Regions from separate parts of the Mus musculus genome. Here regions 1, 2, 4 and 5 are each linked to region 3. Evidence: chromatin loops called from intact Hi-C (ENCODE). Cell type or tissue: heart. All regions are shown on one strand.

Evidence for each region. Hi-C counts contacts between places; a loop is a spot of excess contacts. Peaks named below come from ENCODE experiments on the same cell type or tissue, not always from the same donor. Only the 100,000 strongest peaks of a DNase experiment are listed, where the experiment ranks them.
Region 1: it touches region 3 in a loop (2.1-fold over the local background); 2 of 42 quality-filtered maps call a loop at or near these places.
Region 2: it touches region 3 in a loop (6-fold over the local background); 37 of 42 quality-filtered maps call a loop at or near these places.
Region 4: it touches region 3 in a loop (2.4-fold over the local background); 7 of 42 quality-filtered maps call a loop at or near these places.
Region 5: it touches region 3 in a loop (3-fold over the local background); 7 of 42 quality-filtered maps call a loop at or near these places.

Annotation. Positions count from the first base shown.
Region 1 is chr11:93,994,860-93,999,859 of GRCm38, forward strand. Spag9 (sperm associated antigen 9) reads left to right here and starts at 1,232. Exons shown (of 29, transcript NM_027569.3): 1 at 1,232-1,714. The coding sequence starts at 1,412. In heart, a CTCF peak has its summit at 2,181; DNase peaks (open chromatin) are centred at 432, 1,172, 1,952 and 2,492; H3K4me3 peaks cover 2,883 bases; H3K27ac peaks cover 2,412 bases.
Region 2 is chr11:94,131,018-94,136,017 of GRCm38, forward strand. It overlaps B230206L02Rik (RIKEN cDNA B230206L02 gene), which reads left to right and starts at 2,439. Exons shown (of 4, transcript NR_167701.1): 1 at 2,439-2,538. In heart, CTCF peaks have their summits at 2,397 (motif pointing right) and 2,845; DNase peaks (open chromatin) are centred at 2,504, 2,854, 3,644 and 4,854; H3K4me3 peaks cover 752 bases; H3K27ac peaks cover 2,682 bases.
Region 3 is chr11:94,209,458-94,214,457 of GRCm38, forward strand. Tob1 (transducer of ErbB-2.1) reads left to right here and starts at 1,997. Exons shown (of 2, transcript NM_009427.2): 1 at 1,997-2,274; 2 at 4,029-5,000. The coding sequence starts at 4,183. In heart, a CTCF peak has its summit at 2,020; DNase peaks (open chromatin) are centred at 864, 1,804 and 2,444; H3K4me3 peaks cover 4,069 bases; H3K27ac peaks cover 3,518 bases.
Region 4 is chr11:93,952,935-93,957,934 of GRCm38, forward strand. It overlaps Nme2 (NME/NM23 nucleoside diphosphate kinase 2), which reads right to left and starts at 3,322. Exons shown (of 5, transcript NM_008705.5): 1 at 2,892-3,322; 2 at 2,561-2,690. The coding sequence starts at 2,686. In heart, a CTCF peak has its summit at 2,570 (motif pointing right); DNase peaks (open chromatin) are centred at 2,397 and 3,067; H3K4me3 peaks cover 2,668 bases; H3K27ac peaks cover 2,053 bases.
Region 5 is chr11:93,966,027-93,971,026 of GRCm38, forward strand. Nme1 (NME/NM23 nucleoside diphosphate kinase 1) reads right to left here and starts at 2,246. Exons shown (of 5, transcript NM_008704.3): 1 at 2,195-2,246. Gm35198 (a long non-coding RNA gene) reads left to right here and starts at 2,479. Exons shown (of 3, transcript XR_388959.3): 1 at 2,479-2,635. In heart, a CTCF peak has its summit at 2,536; DNase peaks (open chromatin) are centred at 2,415 and 3,345; H3K4me3 peaks cover 2,367 bases; H3K27ac peaks cover 2,066 bases.

The sequences.
Region 1 (5,000 bases), 210 kb before region 3:
AAACTAAGGGTAGTGGCGCAGGGGTTCGGGAAATTGTTTTGACAGTTTTCATCTTTGTCCTTTTGCACTGGGTCAACCTCCACAGAGCTTTTGGTGGTTTCCAGGGAGATGGAAGTGTGGGAGACTTTGGGGATGATCTGAAACTTCTAAACACCAAACAGGGTATTTAGGACTCCGGGAGGTAGCCAGTCTTCTCCCTAATAACTTGTCTATTTAAATCCTCTCTGTTCTTCCCATATATTTAGATGAGTCGGAGTCGGTGTATCTGAGTCAGCTATGGCAAAGGGAAGAGGCTTTTGCGAGTGTCTTCCGCCAAACTTGAGACTGGAAGATGAGAATACACGGAAGTAATCTCTGACTCAGCCTGCCCAAGGCTAGGGTGTTGTGGCATTCCCCACGAGTGACGCACTCCCAAGATAGGTGACTTCATGTATCATGGGACTTATTCCACCACTGACTCCACCCCATAGCCTCCTCTGCTTCTTCTCTCACTTCCCAGCCCCACCTCCCTCTCAAGATCAGAGAGGGACCGGTGGTAGTGGCTGCAGCCTAGAACTGTCTTTCTCATAGGCAGGGAGCAGAGGGACCCAGTGTTTGGCAAAATGCAAAAAGTGGTACTCATTTTCCCTTCTCCAGACGCTTCGCTCTTCTGGTTAAGGCTATCCTTACTCTTCCTTAACATCAAAGTGTACTATCGTACTCGAGGCAACCTGATCCTCTAGGCAGTCATTCTAGTTACAGCTTTTTCCCTCATCCACTGTTTTCCTTTGAGTCCAGAATTCTCAGTAGGAAGTAGAGAGAGTCTCGCCTCTGCCTCTTTCCTGTTCTAGCGGTATGACCTTGACTAACCCGCAACTTCCCTGGCCCTAGTTTCTTTGTCTGTTAAGCAGGGTCCACACGTCTGGCGCACCAAGAAGGCGCGGGATGAGCCGTAAAAAGGCGAAGAAAACGCTTGCAGCCTCCTGGGGAAAGTTGTCAGTCTTCAGAGCCCCTCCCTTTCCTCTGGGAACGCCCAGCCAACGCAGCCTCCGGCTGTCACTTCCTCCACCTCTCACCTCTCGGTCCGCGCGCGCGCGGCGCCGGGTGTTGGCGTCACAGCCGGCGCACGCCGCCGCCAGGCCCCGCCCCTCGTCCGCGCCTGGCCTCCCGCGGGGCCCCGCCCACCGGGGCGACGCGGCGCTGGCCCCGCCCCACGGGTGACGCGTAGCGCGCGCGGCCGGGCCGCCCCGGCAGTTGGTGCAGCGGCGGTTGGGGCGAGTGCGCTCACCCCACCCCTCCCCTCCTTGGCCAGGGCTCCGGCCCCCACCCCGCGGGGCCCAGCCCCAGCCCCAGCCTCCGCCGGGCCCGTCCCGTGCGGGCCCGTGCCACCCCTCAGCCGGCGACGCCCGGGGCCGCCCGCCCGCCCGCCACCATGGAGCTGGAGGACGGTGTGGTATACCAGGAGGAGCCCGGAGGCTCCGGGGCCGTGATGTCAGAGCGGGTGTCCGGCCTGGCCGGCTCCATCTACCGCGAGTTCGAGCGGCTCATCGGGCGCTACGATGAGGAGGTGGTCAAGGAGCTGATGCCACTGGTGGTGGCCGTGCTGGAGAACCTGGACTCGGTGTTCGCGCAGGACCAGGAGCACCAGGTGGAGCTGGAGCTGCTGCGGGACGACAACGAGCAGCTCATCACCCAGTACGAGCGGGAGAAGGCGCTGCGCAAGCACGCCGAGGAGGTGAGGGCCGGCGGGGGCGGGGGTCGCAGCCGGGCTGGGGACGCTGGGCGCGCCAGGCGCACCAACGCGCCAGGGTGGACTCCTGAAGGGCAGGCCCGAATCCAGGGCCCGGGACAGTGCTCCGCAGCGTCTCGGGACCCCGGGACACTGGCCGGTGCTGGAAGCCTAGGCAGGCCAGCGAGTGTCCAGGAGAGGGGTGAAGTGGGAGGAAGGCCGGGGGAGGAAGCGACACTCTGGCATCTGAGGGCACCTGGGACTGCCCGAGGGCGGAGACTTGAGGGTGTCTGGTTGCTTCTTGTTTAGGGAAGTTTCCGACCACCGTAGGATAGTCGGGTGCGGGTTCAAACTTTTAGCATGGGGAGGGGCAGTGCTGTCCTGCCCGTGTCAGTTCCGCTGGCTTCGGTACCTTTCCAGGGGGGGCTGCTGCTGCTTTGGGAAGTTAGAGATCTCCCTCTTTCGGTCAGTTTCTTCTTGACATTTAGATCCTCTTGAGAAGGAAGTCTACCTATGTACCCTTTTTTTTTTTTTCCATTTAATTTTAACACTTAGTCAACCACTTAGAAGTCGACTAGCAGAGTCCAGTAAGTACATACAGTACATTCATTTACTTTATTAATGTTCCTCACAGAGGAATGTTCCTCCTTCGTGTCAGGTGGTAACCTTGGACAGTTCCCTGACAGCCTCCTCTATTTATAAAGACTGGGGGGCGGGGTTGAGAAGGTGTGGGTGAGTGTTACAACACTTGTCCTGTCTGCGTTTGCTTTGCATCCTGCAGTTTCTAAGTGCACTTGGCTGGCTCTTTGCTCGAACACCTGAGCGGTGACCTTTGTACTCGTCACCTGAGTGTGTGAGCCTTTTTGGATCCTGGGCTGTAAATGATCCTCTAGCTTTTTGAGCGAGTTCAGGATTTTAGCCTGCAGGCTGAGCGCCCTGGCATTGTTTCTGAAGAACCTTTCTTCGGCAGTCAAAATGCTCTCCTTGTTTTTGTGCCAGACATCTACTGTACCTAGCTAAATACATGGTGATTGAAGGAGACTAATTATCGAAGGAACCACGTGTTGTTTTTCAAAACTACATGACGCGGTAGAAGAATGTGACATTTGTTTGGCAGCTCAGTTCCTAGCATTAAATAGGCAGTTTATTTTGTTATTTGTGCCTCTGCATTCAGGTAAATGATTCTTTTTTTTTTTTTTTAAAGTCATGATTATAGTGGCGCTTTGTAATTGAGATTTTGCAGTCCACCTATCTTAAAGAAAGGCATTGAATTTGCCAAACAAAATTGACTTTATTTCAAGAGTATGTTTACAAATAAACACGGAGGGAGGGTTGAAAAGAAGACAAGGCCACAGCCCCGTTAGTTTCTTGGTTTATAAAACAGATCAAGGCCTTTAAGGTGGCGTGCCACTTGGGTGCCACTTGCCACTGATACAGACTTTTGTCATGATGTGGATGCAGTTGGAAGAGAGTGGGGCCAAATATACACAGATTAGGAGCAAGTTCAATGTAACCTATTACCTCTGGTTAAAAAAAAAAAGGAAATGTTCCCTCCAGCCTTAGCCTGCGGACAGGATGAAGTGCCGAGGTTACACAGTCCAAGAAAACCAGCTGTTACAGGTTACAGAATCAGAAAATAAAACTGCTAGGCTTTGTTTTCTTTATTTTTCTTTATTTGTTCATTTATTTTGGTTTTTCAAGACAGGGTTTCAGTGTGTGGCCCTGGCTGGCTATCCTGGAGCTTGCTCTGTAGACCAGGCTGGCCTGGGACTCACAGAGATCCCCCTGTCACTGCCTACCTAATGCTGGGATCAAAGGCATGCACCACCTCTGTCCGGCTTATATTTATTTAAGTAAATGACTTTAAAAACAGTCTGTTCACTAGGTTTCTTTAACATTTATACTTCTTAGTTAAATCTGTCACATCTCCATAATGAAATGTTTGGGTAGACTCCTGACCTGAGAATTAACAGCACTGATGAGATGCTAGACGAACCCTGCCCTAACCACAAACATAAAACCCCAGCAGCAGCAGCAACAGCAGCAGCAGCAGCAGCAGCAGCAGCACTACTCATGGAAGATGCTAAGCGGTTTTGCCTATACCTAGGAGTTCAGTCTTCCAGGCCAGTGTACAGAGTGGATCCTGTTTAATTCTCTCCCTGAATGCTCAGTGCCTTTAACCCAGAGATTAAGAGCATGTGCTTATAGCAGAAGTGCTCCAGGGAGGGTATTTACAAAGTAATTTGAAAGCATGGTAATTGTTCATCTCTAGAGCATAAAGTAAATTTTGGGTATCTTTGTGGGAACTTAAGAAGGCCTGGGAATGGTGAAGGTGTTAAGGAACCTATGAGGTGCTGTAATCTCTTGCTTGCAGAAATTGCCAGAGAGGGGGCAGGAATGTAATTTCTATTATAATGGTTGTACTTAATTTGAATGTACTCCACTTTTTTTTGCTTTTATTTGAATTGTGTATGTGTGTAGTTGGTTTGTTGTTTTAGTGACTCCTTTTAGAACTGCTTTTTGGAGGTCGGGTGGAGTGGAAAGGTGGCTCAGCAGTTAAGAGCCCTGACTTCTCTTCCTGAGGTCCTGAGTTTAATTCCCAACAAACACATAGTGGTTTATAACCATCTGTAATGGAATTGGATGCCCTCTTCTGGTGTGTCTGAAGAGAACCACAGTGTACTCACATGCTGTTTTGGGAACTGGAGTATAGCTTAGTGGTAGAGTGCCTGCCTAGCATTCTGTCTGGGCTCAGTCCACAGCACTGTAAAAAGTTACCTCCAGCACCAAACATCAGCAAATAAAATACATAGAGAAAGGCAGAGTTTTACATAGTTTTGGGCCAGTGTCAAATGGTAATAAATGCTTTCACTGGACACTCTTGCCCTTGGTTCCCTGCCATGCAGCTTTCCTTTAACCCAGGCCTGGCAGATACTTTTGCTCTTGTTACACCCTTGCCACACAATGTCTTCCCCAGAGTTTAACCTGGTGAGCTCTTTTCTTCCTCCCTTTTTCCCTCCCTTTTTCTTCCTTCCTTCCCTCCTCCTCACCCTCATCCTTCTTTCTTTAGTCTTAGCCTGTGCTTTCTTTCTATATAAACCTGCTCTGTACCCACATCAGCCTTGAACTTGAAATTTGTTTGCTTCAGCCTTCCAAGTCTTGAGGTTACAGGCTTATACTGCCATTCTCAGCCAGTTCCTGTCAATTATATGCTCAGTTTAAATACCTTTCTTGTCCATTGTGTAATGAAATATTGGGTGGCCCTCCTGAATCCATTTATTTGCTTTTTTGA
Region 2 (5,000 bases), 78 kb before region 3:
CCACCCTGGACTGACCCTGTGCAGTCCAGATCCCCCCAGCTGGCATGACCTGACAACATGGGCAGAGAAAGGGAAGAGCGAGGTAAGTTGCTTGGGACAGAGAGTTTTGTGTCAGGAAATGACAGAGAAGCTGGGGAGGGACTAGATTAGCCGGAGAGTTGGGGGTTCATGCAGAGACCCCTTTCAGGCAGAAGTCAAATTCCCAGACCTTCTTTGGAGGTCCTGACCCAGTACAGAATGACAGGAACAACCCTTGGGCAGGAAGGCCAGTCCTTCACTGTCCCTCCCCAGCTCCGGGCCGGGCCGATACAGATAAAAGACTAGAAGATGAGGGTGGCCTGCTGGCTGCAACACTGAAGCAAGCTGGTAGCCATGCCCCCGTACCTCCCTCCCACATCACTCACACACACACACACACACACACACACACACATACACACACACACACACACACACACACACACACACACACAGTGGCAACATAATGGAAAGAAAGGTAAAGATTAAGCGCCATGGAGCAAATTTCCATGAAATGGATGTGACCCCAAACAGAGGTGACCCCTGAGGCTAGTGGCTTTTCTAGAACTCCAGACCCCTCAGATCCTCACCTGCACTCAGGCACTCAGGGCTTCTCCTTCCTCCAGGGGTCCATCACCATGGTGAGGAATGCGATGTCCTCAAGACGAGACAGAGGGTGAGCCTGTATGAGTCCCCAGCCCCACAAGGTAGGCAGTTCCAGAATGGGATCTCAGGGTCACTGTCAGTTACCTCGGGGCAGACACCTGGGTTATCTGAGAGGCTCTGATACCAAGGCTGTATAAGACACCCTAGCAGAGCTCTAGAGGTCAGGCGGAGACCCTAGAGACCATTTGGGGACACCAGGGAGTCTCAGGGCACTGGTTTACATAGGAATGGTGTTTGTAGAGGCCAAAGGAGAACATGTGACCACTAGACAGTGCTGCAGAAGCTTCCTGGCCCTGACAAGGTATTCCTGCCTCTGCTCCTCAACAAGTTCACCTCCCTCCCGGGGCTGCAGGCTGAATCTAAGGAGAGCTGAGAGAGCCATTTTGTACCTCACTGCTCTCAGCTTTCCCCTAATGAATTCAGTGCCAGGGACTACATGCAGATCCAGTGGACAACAAGGCTCATGAAACAGGATGGGGAGTGTCCAGGTCTGGGTGTCTTTCCAGGGCCTCTTTGTCCTTGTTGAAAGAGTTGAGAAGTCAGCATGGACTATTCTAGAAACTTCCCTGGGCTGGGCAGGGGGACAAGAACCCAAAGATCATTACAAAAGCTGGAGGTCAGGCCTGTGCCTGTCAGCTGGCTGGCCCGTCTTCAGTTCTGTCCTGAGCCCTAAGAGGCTTAGAGCATCATGTTTGGTCCTGACCCACTAAAAATGTCTAGCGGTACCCACTCTCCATTTGTGACAAGAGAAACGGGTTCTAGATGCTGCTAAGTGTCCGCTGGGAATACAAAAGCAACCATCCACTTGAGAGCCATGGCCTTAGAGGACAGGTGACAAGGACTCCAGGAGGGTCCATCCACCTCATGCTAAAAGCCTTTTCACCAGCAGTTCTTGCTGTGGCCTCTTCAGGGAAATCTGGTAATGATTATGACCTAGGCAGGTCTCCTACCATTCATCTGAAGGGAGTGTGTGGAATTCAAGTCCTATCCACAGGGTGAATGAAGGGAACATCTTCCCACAGGGAAGAAGGCCTGGATAACAGCAAGCTGGGGTAGCCTGTACTTCACTTCCTGACCCTAAGAAGTACATGGCCACTAAAGGTACAAGGCCACTCAGGGCAGCTGAGTTGCACCAGAGACCCCTACCCTTTGGAACTTCTGGAATGAGGCCTTGCCCCTCAAGCAGGTGGCTGTATGCTCAGCCCCATTTGGAACCTTGCACATGGCTTCCCTGACTCAGACTGCTGTATGTGACCTGTGCTTGTCACATCTCAAGATTACTTCCTATGGCTAATGACCTGGACACCTGGCAGGTGTCCCTCCCCCTGAAGGCAGGGGATGGGCCTAATGAAGCCAGCGGCAGCTTTTAATTGTGGGTTCTAGAGTGGAATGATGGGGGAGGGAGACACACTAAAACTTCCAGGAGCTTCCACATCCTAGCTGGCTCTGCAGTGTATTGTAAAGACACTTGGTATTCAATGCCCCTGTCAGGTCTCAGTTCCTTGTTTATAAAATAGAGGCTTTGGAGAACAGGGTGTGTAAAATTTTCCTGTGCCTAGGAACATCCTACATGATAGGGTTTTCAGGTACATTCTGTCACTTGGGTCACACATTATCCTACCAAATGACTATTCTCACTCTCAAGTTATAGCCAAGGAAGCTGAGACTTGCCCCAGGTTACAAAGTCAGCAGGTGTTGGGTCATGTGATCGGGTCTGGCCCATAGGTGGCGCTGTTGAGCACTCCAGTGGCTCTGTAAAAAGGCCAACTCGCTGGAGGACGGAAGGGTGGCCTGAAGACTGAGGAGGGGCAGGTCAGGTGCCCAGTCCAGAGAGGAGGAGTTGAAGATGACAAGGTTCGGAGCTCCAGGGACTGGGTGGTGGCAGTGCTATTAATGGAAACAGGGAAGTCCGGAGGAGGAGCAGGTTTGGGCCCAGGAGGCGGAGTTCATCCTTAGACATGTTGACCCTATTATGCTAACAGTGGGCTATTTCGGCTGAGGTCTAGCCACAATTCAAGGAGGAAAAAATTAAGGCTTAGTAAATATTCTTGACCAAAGCCAAGCTGCTCTTGCTATGTCCCATGTTCCCTGGCCTGGGCCTCAGGCTGCAGTGTTAGGATGGCAGCAGCCTAGCCCCAGCCCCAAGTTCAAGCCCTAATCCAGCCGCTGGGGGTCGCCACTGTGCACAGACTGGCAGAGCTGCCAAGGTGTGCCAACCGAGAAGAGGGTTTGGAGCCAGGATTCCCCTCACAGGAGACAGAGGTCTCTTCCCTCTTTGTAGAGGTAGCAGAGGCTCACGAGCAGAACCGAGTATCAGGCAGGTTAAGCTTTCCCCAAGAGCCTGATTAACCTTCTCCATCAGGTCTCGGTGACCTTGGAGCCAGGAGGGAAAAGCCACAGAGCCCCCTCACCTCTGGTGCTTTGAGAACAGCTCTCCCAGTTGCCCGGGGCGGGGGGCGGGGGCGGGGGGGACACAGTGTTCAGGGCTCTAGTGACCTCGCTGGGAGCAGGATCCCAGCTGTTTCAAGCCTCCACATGTCTCCCTTGACATTTGCGTCAGCAACTCTGCCCTTTGACCTTTCACTCCCCAGAGAGGACGGTGGAGGCAATCGGGACTAATTATTTGCAGTTCGGTGTGTCCAGCAGTTTATTGGGGTTTGACCTGGCTCTCTGGTCTCCCCCACCCCAGCTTTATGGTCTTGGTCTCCCGAGGAAGTTAAAGAACCAAGGGCAGGAGTGGTTCCTCTTGGCCTCCTGGTGTTGAGAGCCAGGTGGGAAGGTACGCTTGTAAAAGGGCTTGGAGAGGTGTCCCCACGCAGGCACGCACGCCCAGCGCAAACTCTGCCCCCCACACCCTTGGGCCAGCCTCCTGCTGTGCTTGGACTTGTTGGGACATGTCCCCAAGTGGACTGGGGCCAGGAGAAGGGGATGCCAGTCTCCTGGCTGCTTGCCCAGGCTGGAAGGGGGTGGAGGTTGCAGGACTCCGAAAGAGCTGGGGGTGGGGCAGGTGCGGTGGAGTCCATGGGGCTCCCTAGGCCCTGGGCCCATGAGGTATCTGGTTCCCTCTATATTTGGCCTTGACATTACTAGCATGCCCTCTCAGAGGGGCAGGCGGCCAGCTGTACCCAATGTCTCCTCACAGGGACCGGATTATTTGAGGGCTCTGGGGGAGACAGTTGTAGCCCAGGAGGGCTGAGAGGCTTAAGAGGACATTTCCCCACAGATCCCGGTCAGAAAGGAGTCAAGGATAGATGGCACAGATAGATGGCCCTGAAACTTTTCTAAGAATTCCCAGTACACTCACTGGAATGTTCCTTTTGCTCAGGTTCCCCGAGGAAGCCTAGGCTCTGTGGCATGGGTGACGTGGGGCATGATCCCAACCTCTTCCCCAGGAGAGGTTTTCTAGGTATCCTGGTACCCTCAATAAAAATAAAAACAAAAAACCCAAATAACCACAGATCATTTTATGCAGTAGGCACCTATAATCCCCACATTGCAGGGGCTGAGACCGGAGGATCACAAGGTCCAGGCCAGCCAGTGCGGTATACCTAATGAGACTGTCTCAGAAAAAGATACGAAAAGGGAGCCCCGTCCACATACATACAGAAAACAACTTCGTTATAGATTGAGTCACTGGAGGAAAGGGTGGCTGGCTGGTCCTCAGTGTTAGCGGTCTCTCTGATTACTATTTCCAAAAAAGCAACTGGGATCGGCCAGCAACTCCAGCTTTCCAATATGCTGAGTGCACTCATGCAGGCCAGAGGGACTAGGAGTGTCCCTGTCCCCGTGCCCCCCACCCCCAGGGGAAAGTGTCTTTCAGACCCTATGTCACTTTGAGAAAACCTCACACTTCACTATACTGTCTCCTTTCTCCTGCTGAGGGCAGAGCCACACACGGCAGCAGCTGGTCCTAGGCATGGTTGGTAGACTCTTGTTCCAGGAAATGTTAGTCCTTCCACTCCTTGGCCAGAGCCCAGCACCAACAGCAGCCAGCCCTGTTCTCGGAGACCCTCCCGAGTGTTCCATGGCTAGCTGTGGTCACCTTTGTGGTCTCAGTGCTGGTCGCCTTTGCTTCCCTGTGCCCTCCCCTCCCCCGGCCTCAACAGCAACAAGCAGGTAGCAGGTAGGCTTCACATCTTACAGGCTGGAAATGCAGAGGGCTGCTGCATTGCTGGCTCACTATTGGCTGCAGGACCCAGGCTGTCCTCTGAGAAGTCACATGGCTACCACGCTCCCTGAGAAAGCTGCTGCTGTGGCAGGTGTCTGGATCAGAGAGGCTCAAGCGCCAGCCACGGCCTGGCCCTGTGATCTGAGAC
Region 3 (5,000 bases):
ACCTAGATTCTTGCAATTTCTGTGCCCAACTAACTACAGAATTAAAAATGCCTTATTTCAGTGACAAATTAACGTTCACACTAGAAAAGCAAAACCACACAACGAAGGAAAACAGTGGAAGAATAATTTATATTAAAATATTTTGCTGCCAGATGCTTCCATTTTAAACACCATGCTCTCACAATCTAATTCCACTCTGCAACTAAAAAGCCGAAATACTAAAAATAAAACAGAATTTAAAGCGTTTTTGAGTAAAACTTCTATGTTCTTAAGAAAAAAAAAAAAAAAACGCTACCCAAGTTTTAGGAACCTGTGCAATAAACAAGAAATGGGTCACCTGACCGGTCGCCACCCCACCCCTCAGCCCATTCCACAAACCCTCCCATTCTCACACGCTGTGAGACTTTAGAAATATCCTTTCTCAAAGCTGTTCCTTCTAAAAGAGGAGGTGGGAACCCACGCAAGCAGGTCCGAGTGCAAAATAATAGGCTACATCCAGACTTCTGCATCTATAAAATGAAAAGGCTCTTGGCGGGTCGCGTAGACCAGGGTTTGTGCCCTGGGTGGTACAGATGGGCTACACAGACGGTGAGTTGTGCTTTAACCTCTAGACAGGCATAGAAATGCCCGCCCTGCAGTGTTTAAGGGCAAGGCAGCACGGGGACCGGTTTTTTTCCAGGAAGCATGGCCCGAATGCCCAGGACAGGGAAGGGGAAGGCAGGGCCCTGGGCGTTTCATTCACTGCTGCGCTTTCTCCCCCCCCCCAACCCCCCCCCCCCTTCTCTCCGAGGCTCCCCCTCGACTTTCTCTCGCCTTTACCCAGTCCGAGTTTGACGTCGGTCTCCTGGAGACCAGACAGCCAATCGTCTGGCCGCTAAGGTCCAGTGCGACCAATCAGGCATCGTTGCTACCTGTGAGTAATTATTTTTAGCCAAGAGGAACGCCCCGTTCCACTCCGGACGATAACTCGGATTTCTGGGCTGCAGGTTGTGGAAACGGCGCCTATCCGCGCCCCTAGAGTCCCTGGCGTCCCTATTCCCTGGACACCTGTGCACAGTTCATAAACTCTCGCAGGTTCCTCAGCGAGGCCTCGTGTTTATTTTGTGGGCCTGGGTGAAAGTTCTCAAAATGCACGCGTGGGCACGCACACAGAGTCACACAGGCAGTTTGGCAGCGTGTCGCTCTCTGCGACGTTTGATATAAGACAATTTTTTTTTCTTACGGTCTCAAGCAACCCTCATGTCCGAGCTGCTGCCAGGTGACCCGGGGAGATTTGGCCAGGGGGAGCTGCAGAGGCAGTTAAACTGTCACCTGTGCGGGAGGTGCAGCGACGTGGCCTCCCTTCCCCACCCCCAGGTTCTGCAGTTGTCACTCTCGGGGTGGCAGTTGGCCTAGGCCCTGCGGGGATTAATACTCAATGAATCGGGAGCACGAGTCCCGGTTACCCCGGGATGGGCTGAGACCCACAGGCTAGCTCGCCCAGGAGTGGGGTTTTCCTCGGCCACAGTCGCACTCGCTCGGAAGCAGCCTTTTCCGTGTACTCTGCCCTCCCTCCCCCAGCCTCGGCTGCCCCTCCCGGCCGGTCCCCGCCGCGTCGCCACCTGCTCCCCCTCCTCCCCCCCCACCCCCCACCCCCCACCCCCAGGCCCCCGGGCCCTGCCACCCCATCCCTACCATCCCATCCCTACCCTTGTCCAATCCCCTTCCAAGGCCTCCCTTAACCCCTCCCCCAACCTCTCGGGACTCTCAGCTCATTGGTCACAGCGGCGTTCAGGAGGCGTGACCATCTATCAGCGGCCGTCTGGACGTGGGCAGGCGGGACTTGGCCAATGGCGTCGGGGGGCAGGGCAGGGGCGGAGTCGGCGCGGCCGGGGGGTGCCGGGTGGGGAGGGCGGGACTGTGACGCGAGCGGCGCGCACCCCCGCGGAGGCTGGGGGCGGGGAGGAGGCTATAAAACGAGAGGCGGGGCGCGCGCCGCGGCAGAAGGAGCGAAGCTCTGGCCCGGCGCGCAGAGGGCGCTGTACGGGGACGCAGGGCCGGGCCGCCGGGCTGTGTAGAGAAGCGAGCGCGCTCGTGTAAGCTTGCCGTCCCCGCCACCCCTGAGCCAGAGCAGCGAGCTCCCGGACCCGCCCGAGGCGTCCGTCGCGTGTCCGGCGGTGGCGACGTCTTGCACCCCGTCGCCTCGCCGCTCCCGACCCACCCGCGCCCCCGCCCGCTGCCCCTTCTCCCCCGCCCAGCCGCGGCTCGGCGGCGGCCGCAGCTCCGGAGCAGCTTGTAAGTACGGCGGGGCGGCGGCTAGGGGCCGAGGGAGTGGCTGCAGCGTCCTGCGAGCCCGGGTGTGGAGGGGCGGCCTCGGGGACCCAAGGGAATGGAGTGGCTCCGGGGACCTGGTCCGGAGGCTTGACGGCCGACGGGCAACCGGGAGGAGGGAGCACCCGGGGTGGGGGCAGCGGCGCCCAGGCAGGGGGAGGGGGCGCCGGGATACAGGGATCGGGCCCGGACCGGTGCTCCGGGATGCTGGCTAGGTCCCAGGAGCCTCGAGCGGGGAGCAGAGTGGGGGACGGCAGGGTCAGGTTACGGCGGGGGAGGGGAAGACTGGGCGGCCCGCGCCGCGACCTGCCGGTGCCCGGGCCGCGTCCCTGAGGCAGCTAAAGAGCCTGCTCTCCTTTTCCCCGGGCCGAGCTCCTCCTCCCGGAGCAAGTCTAGTAGTCTTCCTCCTCTTCCTCCTCCTCCTCCTCCTCCTCCTCCTCCTCCTCCTCCTCCTCCTCCTCCTCCACCTCCACCTCCTCTGGCTGTTGCTGCTGCTGTAGCGCTCGGGCTCCCAGCGCTGTGAGCAGAAATCTAATGAGACCCAACTGGCTGTTTATGTAATTCTTCACAGTCCTGTGTTAAGGCGTTGCTTTAAAAACCACCTTCCACCCAGCCTGTCTGGGCTCGGCTGCACCTTCAAGCAGTCCAGCTGAATCTGCTTTCTCTGCCTGCTCTTGGGTTTCGGCTTGGAAAGTGTAGTTTGGGGGCTACACGAGAGATTCTTTGCCCTTTGTCACCAAGAATATGGAAAATGGAACAGACGGATCCACACCAGTTTGATTATTTTAAATGCCCTTTTTGATCAACCTCGTTGTACAAATAGCTCTCCCTTGGAAATACCTCTCTTTGCCCTTGATCTTTTCTTATCCCCACCCAGTGCTGATCCAGCAAACGTTTAAAGGTCGACCTTTTCGCTCCAGCCTCTCCAGGGACTGCCCGTTTATCCGAAGAGGGAAGGAGATGGCTTTTAAAAATAAGAATAAAACTGAGAAACTCTGCCCTTTAAGCAGAGTAATCAATAGGAGTTTTAAGCTGCTTGTTTTTCTTATACTTGCAGCTGAGAGGAATTTCAGAATGTGTGTGTGTGGGGGGGGGGGGCAGTACACAATAAAAAAGAAAAAGGCTCCCAGAAGAGCAAGAGTGTGAGAGCCCTTGGCATGGTTAAAACTAGAGAGGATAATTTGGTTTCATTTACCAAGATGACAACTCATTTAGTACCTTTAATTTTAGTACCAGGTACTTTGAAAATTAAAAATAATTTTGTAACTTATAACATTTCCGAATATTTAACATAAAGCAGATTTAAATGTGATGTTTCCAAAAGGAACTAGGGATTCACTTCTAAAATGGTGACTAGCAAGGAAACTAATGACCAACTTGTAAAAGTGGAGTGTACGGGTAGGTGGGTGGATGAGTGTGCAGTACAGTTAGTAAACACTGTGCGAGAAGAAACATAAAGGATACATGTTCTGGAGGTCCTGTAAGTCCTGCTGGGAAGTGGTATGTAGAATGCTGTTTTAACTATAAATCTGTCTTGAACTTTAGCAAGAGGATTTTTTTTTTTTTTATGGTCTGTTCCTTTTATTTTCCAGCGGTCATTTCCAGTCTTTCTAGCCCAGTAGACATTTTCAAAAATAAAATTGCTTCAGGTAGAAAGCTTTGGAGCTGTTACATTGATCTCACTTGGATGTGTTTGCTTTTGTTTTATTTTCTTAAAGGAACAAGACCACGGGAAGGTTGAAGGATAATCTTCTAATACCAGCACTTTGAATGAGAATTTGTTTCTCTGCCACAAACTGATTTTTTTTTTTAAAAAATTTATTTTTCTGGTGGAGGAGTTGAAACAAAGCTAACTTTTGTGGCTTCGCAGCTATGCAGCTTGAAATCCAAGTAGCACTCAATTTTATTATTTCTTACTTGTACAATAAGCTTCCCAGGAGACGTGTCAACATTTTTGGTGAAGAGCTTGAAAGACTTCTTAAGAAGAAATATGAAGGGCACTGGTATCCTGAAAAGCCATACAAAGGCTCAGGGTTTAGATGTATACACGTGGGGGAGAAGGTAGACCCCGTGATCGAGCAGGCATCCAAAGAGAGTGGTTTGGACATTGACGATGTTCGTGGCAATCTGCCACAGGATTTGAGTGTCTGGATCGACCCGTTTGAGGTTTCCTACCAGATCGGCGAAAAGGGACCAGTGAAGGTGCTGTACGTGGACGACAGTAGTGAAACCGGCTGTGAGCTGGATAAGGAGATCAAAAACAGCTTTAACCCGGAGGCCCAGGTGTTCATGCCCATAAGCGACCCGGCCTCCTCCGTGTCCAGCTCTCCCTCACCTCCCTTCGGCCACTCTGCTGCTGTCAGCCCTACCTTCATGCCCCGGTCCACGCAGCCTTTAACCTTTACCACTGCCACTTTTGCTGCCACCAAGTTCGGCTCCACCAAAATGAAGAATAGTGGCCGTAGCAGCAAGGTAGCTCGCACTTCTCCGATCAACCTGGGCCTGACTGTAAATGTGAACGACCTCCTGAAGCAGAAAGCCATCTCTTCCTCAGTGCACTCTCTGTATGGGCTGGGCCTGGGCAGCCAGCAGCAGCCACAGCCGCAGCCACAGCAGCAGCAGCAGCAGCAGCCGTCATCATCCCAGCCGCCGCCTCCACTACCGCAGCAGCAGCAGCAGCAGCCACAGCA
Region 4 (5,000 bases), 260 kb before region 3:
CGGAAAGGCTTAGATATGGTTGTAGCCCACCCTGGGGGTGAGCTTGGGCTTTCCAACACAACAGGTCCTCAATCCCAGGTTTGGTAGTTCAATAAACTAACAAGGATCCATACCATGAAACCGACACTTATTGTGGCAGAAAAATCAAAAACCCTATACTGGTCATAAAGGCAACCTGAGCTGGGAATATATAGCTCAGTGGTCAAGTGCTCGCCTGACGTGTGCAAGGCCTTGGGTTCAGTCTCCAGCACCTGGTTTAAAAGGAGGAAGACTCCGTGCAGGAAGCACGTGGGGATCAAGTACAAGCATGCAGACCTGAACCCCCAGAACGTCCCACCCAGAGATGGGAGGTGAAGGCAGACAAGAACCTGGAGACTCACTGGCCAGCTGCCCCAGAGTATATATGCAGCAGTGACCAGGAGACTGTCTCAAGATGGTAGGACCAATGCTCGCACACAAACACACCGTGCACAAGACAAAAATTGCAAGTGTTTACAAAATGAGCTGATAGCTCATGCCTGCAATCCCAGCACTTGGTAGACAAAGGGGGTAACCCCAAGTTCAAGGCCAACCTGGGATAGAAACCTTGTCTTAAAAAATAAGAGCCAGTGGTGGTGCACCCCTTTGATCCCAGCACTTGGAAGGCAGAGATAGATGGATCTGATTTCAAGGATAGCTTGGTCTATAGAGCAAGTTCCAAGAAAGCCAGGGCTACAGAGAAACCCAGTCTAGAAAAACCAAAAGAAATAAAGACTCTTACATAGTCAGTGATGTTAAGGATCTAACACTATAGAAGTGGAAAGTACAATATTGACTGAATGTGTCAGTAACCCAGGTTCCCTGCTCAACAGAACCTTTTAAACATTTCAGATGACAAACTTTAGATTTAAGGATTTATGTGTATGGGTGGTTTGCCTGCATTTGTGCCTGGTGCCCAGAGGCCAGAAGACGTCAGGTCCCCTGGAACTGAAATTAGAGAGGGCTGTGAGCCACCCTAAGTACTGGGAACCAAACTCCTGATCTCAGCAATAAATACTCAACTGCTGAGTCCTCTCTCCAACCCCAAGAACGCTTTCTCTGTCTTGTTTTTGAGAGAGTCTGTACAGCCATGGTTGGCCTGGAATTCACTCTGTAGACCAGGCTAGCCTCAAACTCAAGAAATTTGCCTGCCTCTGGCTCCGCTGAGATTAAAGGTGTAAGCCACTATGCCCTGCTTTTTCTTGTTTTTACTTTAATCGTGTGTATGGGTGTTTGGCCTACACACTGTGCATCCTGTGCATGTCTCCTGCTCCAAGGCCAAAAGAGGTGTCAGATCCCCTAAGACTGGAGTTTCAGTTCTGAGCTGTCCTGTGAGTAATGAATGGGAACTGAACCCATCCTCTGGAAGAGCAAAGTGCTTTTCACCACGGAGCCTTCTCTCCAGCCCCAAGAACAAAACTGATGGCCTTTGTTATATTTCAGTAGATATTTAAACTTTAAAAGTAACCTCGTTGCCGGACGTGGTGGCACAAGCCTTTAATCCCAGCACTTGGGAGACAGAGGCAGGTGGATTTCTGGTCTACAGAGTGAGTTCCAGGACAGCCAGAGAAACCCTGTCTCGAAAAACCAATAAATAAATAAATAAATAAATAAATAAAAAATTTTAAAAGGTAACCTTGTATTAAAAAAAAAAAAAAAAAAACTGGGTCAAAAAAGAAAGAAAGAAAGAAAGAAAGAAAGAAAGAAAGAAAGAAAGAAAGACAGACCTGGGTCTCATGGGATCCAGACCTGGCCTTAAACTCCAGGTATAGGCAAGGGTGACCCAGATTTTCTTTTTTTTTTTTTTTTTTTTTTTTCTTTTCAAGACCGGGTTTCTCTGTACAGTCCTGGCTGTCCTGGAACTCACCTTGTAGACCAGGTTGCCCTCGAACTCAGAAATCCGCCCGCCTCTGCCTCCCGAGTACTGGGATTAAAGGTGTGCGCCACCACCGCCAGGCTGACCCAGATTTTCTTATCTCCACCTTTATGTGCTGAGATTTGAGCATGTGCCACCACACCCTACTGTTTAGGAGGGGTTGACTCTAGACCTCATGAACTACACCTTCAGCTGGTGGCTACATACCATGTCAAATAGTTACTATCCTATGCCAAGGAGAGATGCAGCCTAGGTCATCTGGAAGTTTCGGCTCAAGCACAAAAGAATTGCAATTGTACAGGGCGGGTTTCAGGCTCTCTCCAATCCTTGCTATCCCACATGACAACACAAGCCGACTGGAGACCTTTTGCGAGACGGACAGGACCAGGACACACTGTGGGAGGGAAGCCAGGCCTGGGCACCGACACCAGTCACGTTACCTCCACTTAAACCTTCCCAAGGGCGTCTGTCCTCCCCGGCCTGGGAAAGGGCCAGCGAGCCACCAACGTCTGGTGAGAGGCGGAGGTCAAAAGGATTCTCGTGGGAGTGAAATCAGCCAGGAGGCCTAACTCCGACTCCAAAAGGCGACGCGGCCAAACTACTGGCGGGCGAACCAAACTCCCGCCACCCAGCAGCAGAGGGGTAGGGGGCGAAGGGCGTTGTTACCCGAAGGAACTTCATGGCCACCAGGCGGAACCCCTTCTGCTCGAACCGTTTGATGATCTCGCCCACCAGGCCGCGCTGCACGCCATCTGGCTTGATGGCAATGAAGGTACGCTCGAGGTTGGCCATGGTCCTGTGGAGGCAAGAAGTGTAGTCGATGAGGCCCGGCCGACCCAAGCCGGCCCAGGAAGCCACGTGGGTTCCTGCCACCGCCGCCGCTGCGGAGGACACGTGGCTTTCCAGATACTTCTGCCCCGCCCGGGAGGCCCAGAAAGAGGACTGCGGGAGCCTGTGGTGAGCTGATGTCGGGGCGGGGAGTGCATCTTAGCCTTACCGAAAGCCGGTGGGTCGGCTGGTGTCTGCGATGAGCGACAGAAGCAAAGAGAATAGAACGACCACCAGCCGGCGCGGAGAGAGGAGGGACGCGGGGCGGGACGAGAGACGCCACACCCCGGAGGACCCCGCTGCCCAACCCGGGACGCTCAGGCTGCCTGGTCTTGCCAGTCGTCTCTGTCCCCGCCCAAAGGCTCGCGGTGCACGCCCTCTCCTTGCAGGGCTGCGGAGGGCTGCGGGGCAGGAAGTGATTTGTTCTCCACCCAAGTCCGCCTGTTCTTTGCAGCTAAAGGCTTCAGCTTTGGAGACCAGGTCCTGAATTTATTCCAGGAGACATCTGCATTCAAGCTTCCCTGAGACATCCGCGCCCAGCTGGACTCTCCATGCTCTGGGATACCCCGAGTTTTTCCTATCTCCGAAATTCAGCCCTCTGTTCTTTCCTCTCTGCTTGAGCTTAGCCTTCCTCACCCAAAATGACAACTTCCCTAGGAGCCAAGTCTGTCTCCAGGCCCCTCCTCAGAAGGCCATCTGTTCCTGTCTCAGAATGACTTTCGAATTCCTAAGATAACCCATGCCTTTTGACACTAGGGCCAGCTCCCAGCTCTCTGTCTCCTCACCTACCTTTCCTCTAGAGGCTCTGATGCCACCCTGAGCCTGGGATTCCTGCCCACAGAGCACTACCTACCGAGTGTCAGGCTACCCACCTCAACCTGAGACACCCCTGGCAAGATTCTAGATTTTTGTATATAAGTTGACGGCCTGCCTAGACTTCAGAGGAAATTCAAGGCCAGCCTGGTGAATTTGGTACATGAGACTACCTCAAAATAAGAAGCAAAACCAGGTGTGAGAGATGACACTTGCCTATAGTGCTAGCTTTTGGGAGGTGGAGGCAGGAGGATCAGGAAAGGACAGCCACTGCTACACAGTTCAGAGTCAGCCTGGTCTGTCTCAAAATATACAAAATGGGGTGTTGGAGAGCTGGCTTTGTAGTTAAGAGCCTTCCAGGGGCCAGAGGTCAAGTCCCAGCAACCACACACTTCAGGTGGCTCACAACTATAACTCCAGTTCCATAGAATCCGGTGCCTCCCATCTCCAAGGACATGCCCTTACGTGCACATACCCACATGCAACACACACACCTACACATAATATGATAAAAACAAGTTTTTAAGGAATACATACAAAGAGAGGGGCTGGAGTGGGTAAAGTGGTACATCCTTGGCTACACTAGAATTAAAGACCAGCCTCGACTACATGAAGGTAGGGAGCACTGAATATTTAGCTCTGTGGTAGGTCCACTTGTGTAGCATGCACAAGGCCTTGGTCCAACCTCCAGTACTCCAGACTCTGTATTCTCAGAAGCCAGGCCTGTCAACTTGCAGTCTTTACCTCCTGTCTTCTTGGCAAGCCACCAGTACCCTAAAGGTGCCCTCAGTGCCCACATCTGCTTCATTTCCATATCCAGACCACACCCAAAAAAGTTGCAGTATGTTGTGTGAACCAGCTGCTGCTTCTCCCAGCAGGCTTGGAGCCTGAGCTGGGGCCCTGAACATCCCAGTAAATAGGTTTAGGGCATTGCCCAAGGCACTGAGCCTAACTAGCGCAGATGAGTCAAAATGCCTGAAACCTCCTTCTCCAGCTCCATTGCATCAGCCCTGGCTAAAGACCTGCTTGGACAGAACAGCCCTCTGCTCACTGGCCATTAGGATGAGCAATTAAACTCTAAAGTTATCTCATACAGGCTCTACACACTGGGCACTTGAACCTACAATTTCCTTTTTTTATTTTTTTATTTCTTTGATTCCCAATGAACACTGATTTCAAGTGACTCTAGCCCTGGTCTCATCGAGAGAATATACCCTGCTTTGATGCCTCCCTGCATCTCTAAAGGAACCGGCAAGCTCTCTATGTTCTCTATGACACCAGTACTACTCACAACTTGAGATGAGATGAGGTCGGCTGACCTCCAAACTCAGGTTATCAGCCTTGTGGCTCCAGCCCAACTGGTCGCCTATAACTACTCAGGTGGGTAACAGCCCATCACACCTCTCCACTGTCCTACACCTCAATTAGCAGAGCATCCAACTAGGATGCACCGACTGCCATTTGC
Region 5 (5,000 bases), 240 kb before region 3:
CTTTCATCTACTATGTCTACCCCAAATCTCTCCAGTAAAATCCCAATCCCTGCCCAGCTCATTCACCCACAAATTAATATCCTGAAGTGGGGGAGGGCTCAAAAACAGGAACTGAAATGTTTATTCCATTGATTTAGTAACCTCCTATTGAGCGTCTACTGGGATGGAGCTAAGGAAAGAGATGTAAACTAAGACATACACACACCAAAAAGACAGCACCTTTTTCAGTAAAACAGATTAGGGGATGTTGCACTGGTGTGGTTTTCCTAGGGAAAGCAACATCTGGAACAAGACGGTCTGACCTCAGACATTAAAGCCAGCAAGAGTTTTAGAGCCGAGCGTGGTGGTGCACACCTTTAATCCCAGCACTCGGGAGGCAGAGGCAGGCAGATTTCTGAGTTCGAGGCCAGCCTGGTCTACAAAATGAGTTCCAGAGAAACCCTGTCTCGAAAAACCAAAAACGAAAAAAAAAAAAAAAGTTTTAGAGAATATGTCACGACAACCATCTTTGGTTTTTACAAAGAATGAGATTTCCCAGCCCTGTGCAATTTGGGACACTTCTCAGGATGCAATGAGAAAAGCCAAGCCTGAGGATACATGCCAGTAATTATATCCCTAGGAAGGCTAAGGCAAAAGGGAAAAAAAAAAAAAATCAGACCAGCCTGGGCAACATAAGAGCCTGACTCAAAAAGCAAAGCAAAGCATAAAAAAAGAAAAGAAGGAAGAAAGAAAGAAAAGCAAGAAAGAAAGAAAAGGAAAAAAGAAAAGAAGAAAATGGGAAAGCAAACAAACAATGACTATGTTCTATCATAGATTGGGGAGGGACTCAGAAGGCCCAAGGCCTTATCCCTGCCTTGGGAGCTATTGGCAATTATTGGCAATTAAGGGGGGGGGGGCACTCTTCACTGATGTAGCCATGGGTAAACTGTCCATGCCACAGCAAATAACTCCTCTATCCATCAAGCAAGCAACTCCAATTAAACTCATTCAAACACACACAAACACACACACAGAGAGAAAAAATATAAGACATGAAAGTAGGAGAGAACTTGTTGGAAGAATTCAGGCTAGATGAGAGAGTGTAAGGGGAGAGGGTGAAATGACTAAATATATCACATACATGTAGAAAATTGTCAGAGAATAAAAAGATAAAAACTTGAAAGTCCATTATGTAAGACTAGCAATTAACATTTATTAAATTACATATTATGGGGAAAGGGCAATGAGTATTGTAACTAACCAATGAACTGTGGATTATGAGAAAAACCACAGCCCAATACCTAACATGGGGCATCATCCAGGAAGAAGACACCTGGAGAACATCCATTCCAGAATGTTCCATTTCCAGGGTACACTGCCTCACAAGATGAAAGGAGACTCCACCTTGAAAGACGATACCTAAGAGGACAGCAACACCGGCTCCTGGCTCTGTCTTTCTAAACTTGGGTTCACCTCTAATTTTATACCCTAAGAATGAGGCCTGAGCCAGCTAGACGGCCTAGCAGACCTTGAGTTGTACTACAAGCATGTGTTGGGTCCCACGAACCCGCTCCACAAAATTACCTTCTGGGGTTCACATGTGAGCTAGGGCATGCATGAACCTTTGCATGATCATTTTTGTTCCTGACTTCCTGTCCCTCTCGCCTGCCCGGTCTGTAAGCCAGTCCACCTATCTTTGATACCAAACCACGGGGTCTCGCAGTCAATAGGAGCAAAGAGCAGGCCTTAAGTGGCAATCGCGCCCCCCATAAAGAGAAAGACAGAAGCCACAGACTAGCTGGAGAATGTCTGAAGGAAAGATTATTCAGAAATGGCTGAAACATCCTCTATGAAAGCCTCTGCATACCGATCTCTCTTTCTTTCTCTCTTCACTCACATTCACACACACAGAGAGTGTCATTCATTCATTCAGCAAGCACCACCCGAGTACCAACTCTGTGCCCAACAGCGGACTGGAAAGAGAATAAGGCATAGCCCTGCCGCGAGCCGGACAGGAACTGCGGCCACGGACAAAGGCGAGCCCACGTGGCGTATCAAGCTGACAGGTCTGTACCTGGCCACAGCCTGCCATCTCCCTGCCTGCCATCTCCCTAACACCCCGCGGAGAGTGCACCCTTTAGTGAACGCCCACCTCCCTCCCCATTCACCTAAACCCTCAACTTGTCTCCTTGACTCTCAACTTGACCCCTCTTACCCCTTCAGATGACAAGGCTTTACCGCCGGCTGCGACTGCCCGCACCGGAAACGCTCCCCGGCCTCACGTGGTTCCCCGCAGCTGCTCGCACGGAACCTTTTCGGACAGTTCCGATTCAGGGGAGCCCTTTTAGCGGTACACCGCCGGTCCCCGCTTCTTCTGGGGAGTCGGATGTCATTCTAGGGAGCACTCGCCCAGTGTTTAACTTCCGACACTGGGTGTGGTGTTTTGGATTTTTTTACCCCCCCTGTCTGGCGGCCATCTTCTGTTTCTCCCCTACGGCTGCCTGTGACTCACTTCCTCCGTTCCCGAGAAAATCTAGTTTTTCCCGACAGGTGGCGCTCACACTGCATGAAGTCACAACTAGAGCTTCAGTGGCCGTGTCATTCCACCTTCCCTTCATTCTGTCAAGCAACAAATGTACTGAATCCTATGTGCCGGGTAGGAACATTCTAGAGCCTAGGGTTGAAGTTTACTTGGGAGCTTACTAGTAGGGTTGAGAATTGCGACAATAAAGAGAAAATTGATAGTGAACACACAGTGCAAGTGCTGATAAGAAAGAACAGAGCAGGGGGAAAAAATTAAGGCTGAGAAATCTCTGCAGAAGTGATAATCAAAAGGACCTACATGAAGGGAGAAAGCCCGTTATTACCTGAGAGCCAAGAATTATAGTGAATACCTGATGGTAGGAAACGCGGGAGGAGGGTTTTATTATTGTTGTTATTATTGTATGTAGGGTCTCATTATGTAACTCTGACTTTTCTGGAACTCACTGTGTAGATCAGGCTGGCCATGACCTCGCAGAGACTCCCTCTTAGTCTGCCTCCCGAGTTCTGGGATTAAAGGCATAACCACATCCGGCATTATTTATTTGTTTGCTTATTAAGATGTATTTATTTTATGTATGAGTGCTCTATCTGCATGTATACCTGCAGGCCAGAAAAAGGCATCAGATCCCATTATAGATGATTGTGAGCCACTACGTGACTGCTGGGGATTAAACTCAGGACCTCTGGAAGAGTAGACAGTGCTCTTCATCATTGAGCCATCTCTCCAGCCTCTTATTATTTATTTACATGTACACGCGTATGTCAGTGTATGAAGTGGTCAGTTCCAATGGCGGTGGAGTTACAAACAGTTGCGAGTGATCTGATGTGAGTGCTAGGAACGGAACTTGGGTCCTCTGCAAGGACAGTGTGTGCTTCATAGCCACTGGACCAGCTTGCCAGCCCAGATGATGTGTTTGTTTGCTTGCTTGCTTTTTTTGTTTTGTTTTTTGTCTTTTGTTTTTAATGAAATGGAGGGACTGGGGTGTTGGTCAAATGAGAAGGGCCTTGCCTGATGAATTCACAGCACTGGGAAGGCTGAAGCAGGATCATCAAGACTTAGAGGCCACCAGGATGACATAGAGAGAATATGTCTCTCAAAAAAACAGGCAGGTTAAAGAGCTCTGTGATTTCAAGACAAGCCTGATCTATATAGTGAATTACAGGCTAGTCAGCACAACTTAGCAAAAGCTTATCTCAAGCAAAACAAAGCAAAACAAACAAACAAAAAAGAGTCAAACACACATAGTCTAATTATAAAATGGGCAAAAGACAAGAATAGACTTTTCACAGGCAGAATATGCAGGGGGTGTGGAGGAGGAAAAGAAAAGCTATTGTCTCTAGCTCGGTGGGTAGAATGTTTGCTTGGCATGCACAGAGCCTTAGGTTGAATCCCCAACTTTACTTAGATTGGGTGTAGTTTCACAGGCCTGTAATCCCAGCACATCCAAGGTAGGTCAAAAGTTCAAGGTCATCCTAAGCTACACAGTAAGTTTGAAGTCTGCCTAGACTATAAAAGACTGATTTGAGAAGAAAAAGGGGGGTGGGGGGGGCTGGCAAGATGGCCCAACAGGTAATAGCACTGACTGCTCTTCTAAAGTCCTGAGTTCAAATCCCAGCAACCACATTATGGCTCACAACCACCTGTAGTGAGATCTAATGAGTCAGCTACAGTGTATTTATGTATAATAATAAATAAATCTTTATGCCGGACTGAGCAAGCAGACTTGATTGGAGCGAGTGGGGCTACTGCAGTGAGGAGAGGTCTGAAAAATTCAATTCCCAACAACCACTTGAAGGCTCACAACCATCTGTACAGCTACAGTGTACTCACATCCCTAAAATAAATAAATAATTCTTTTTTAAAAAGAAGAAGAAAGGAAAAAAAAAAAAAAAACCAGACATGGTAGCTCATACCTATGATCCCAGAACCTTCAGGGCTGAAGAACAGATAACCTTGAATTCAAGGCCAGTTTTACTTATGTATGGGTTTCCAGACTATGCATGTGCGCACACGCACACACACACACATGTTTAACTTCATTAGCCATTAGAGAGATATGAATTAAATCCGTGATGAGTTATCAGTACACTTGTAAAGATAGGAAAGTAAACTATAGCAACCACTTTCAGCTTTTGGGAAGCTAAATCAAGAGAGCTAAACATGTAAGGCTAGCCTGAACTACAACAGCAAGAATGTGCCTTAAAGCTGGGTATGATAAGGGCAGGAAAATCAAGAGCTCAAGGTCATCCTATGCCACTTAACGAATCTGAAATCCGCTTAGATTACATAGCACCCTATCTTGAAAAATAAAATTTTTAAAAAGGAGGGGCCAGTGATGATAACACTAAATATTATTGATGAGGTGAAATAGGATTTAGATTATTAATTAGAATTTAAATTATTCTGACTGAAAAAAAATTCGCTTGCTGGCTGAGGATACAGAACATTAGTAGAGCATATACAGAACCCTGAGCCC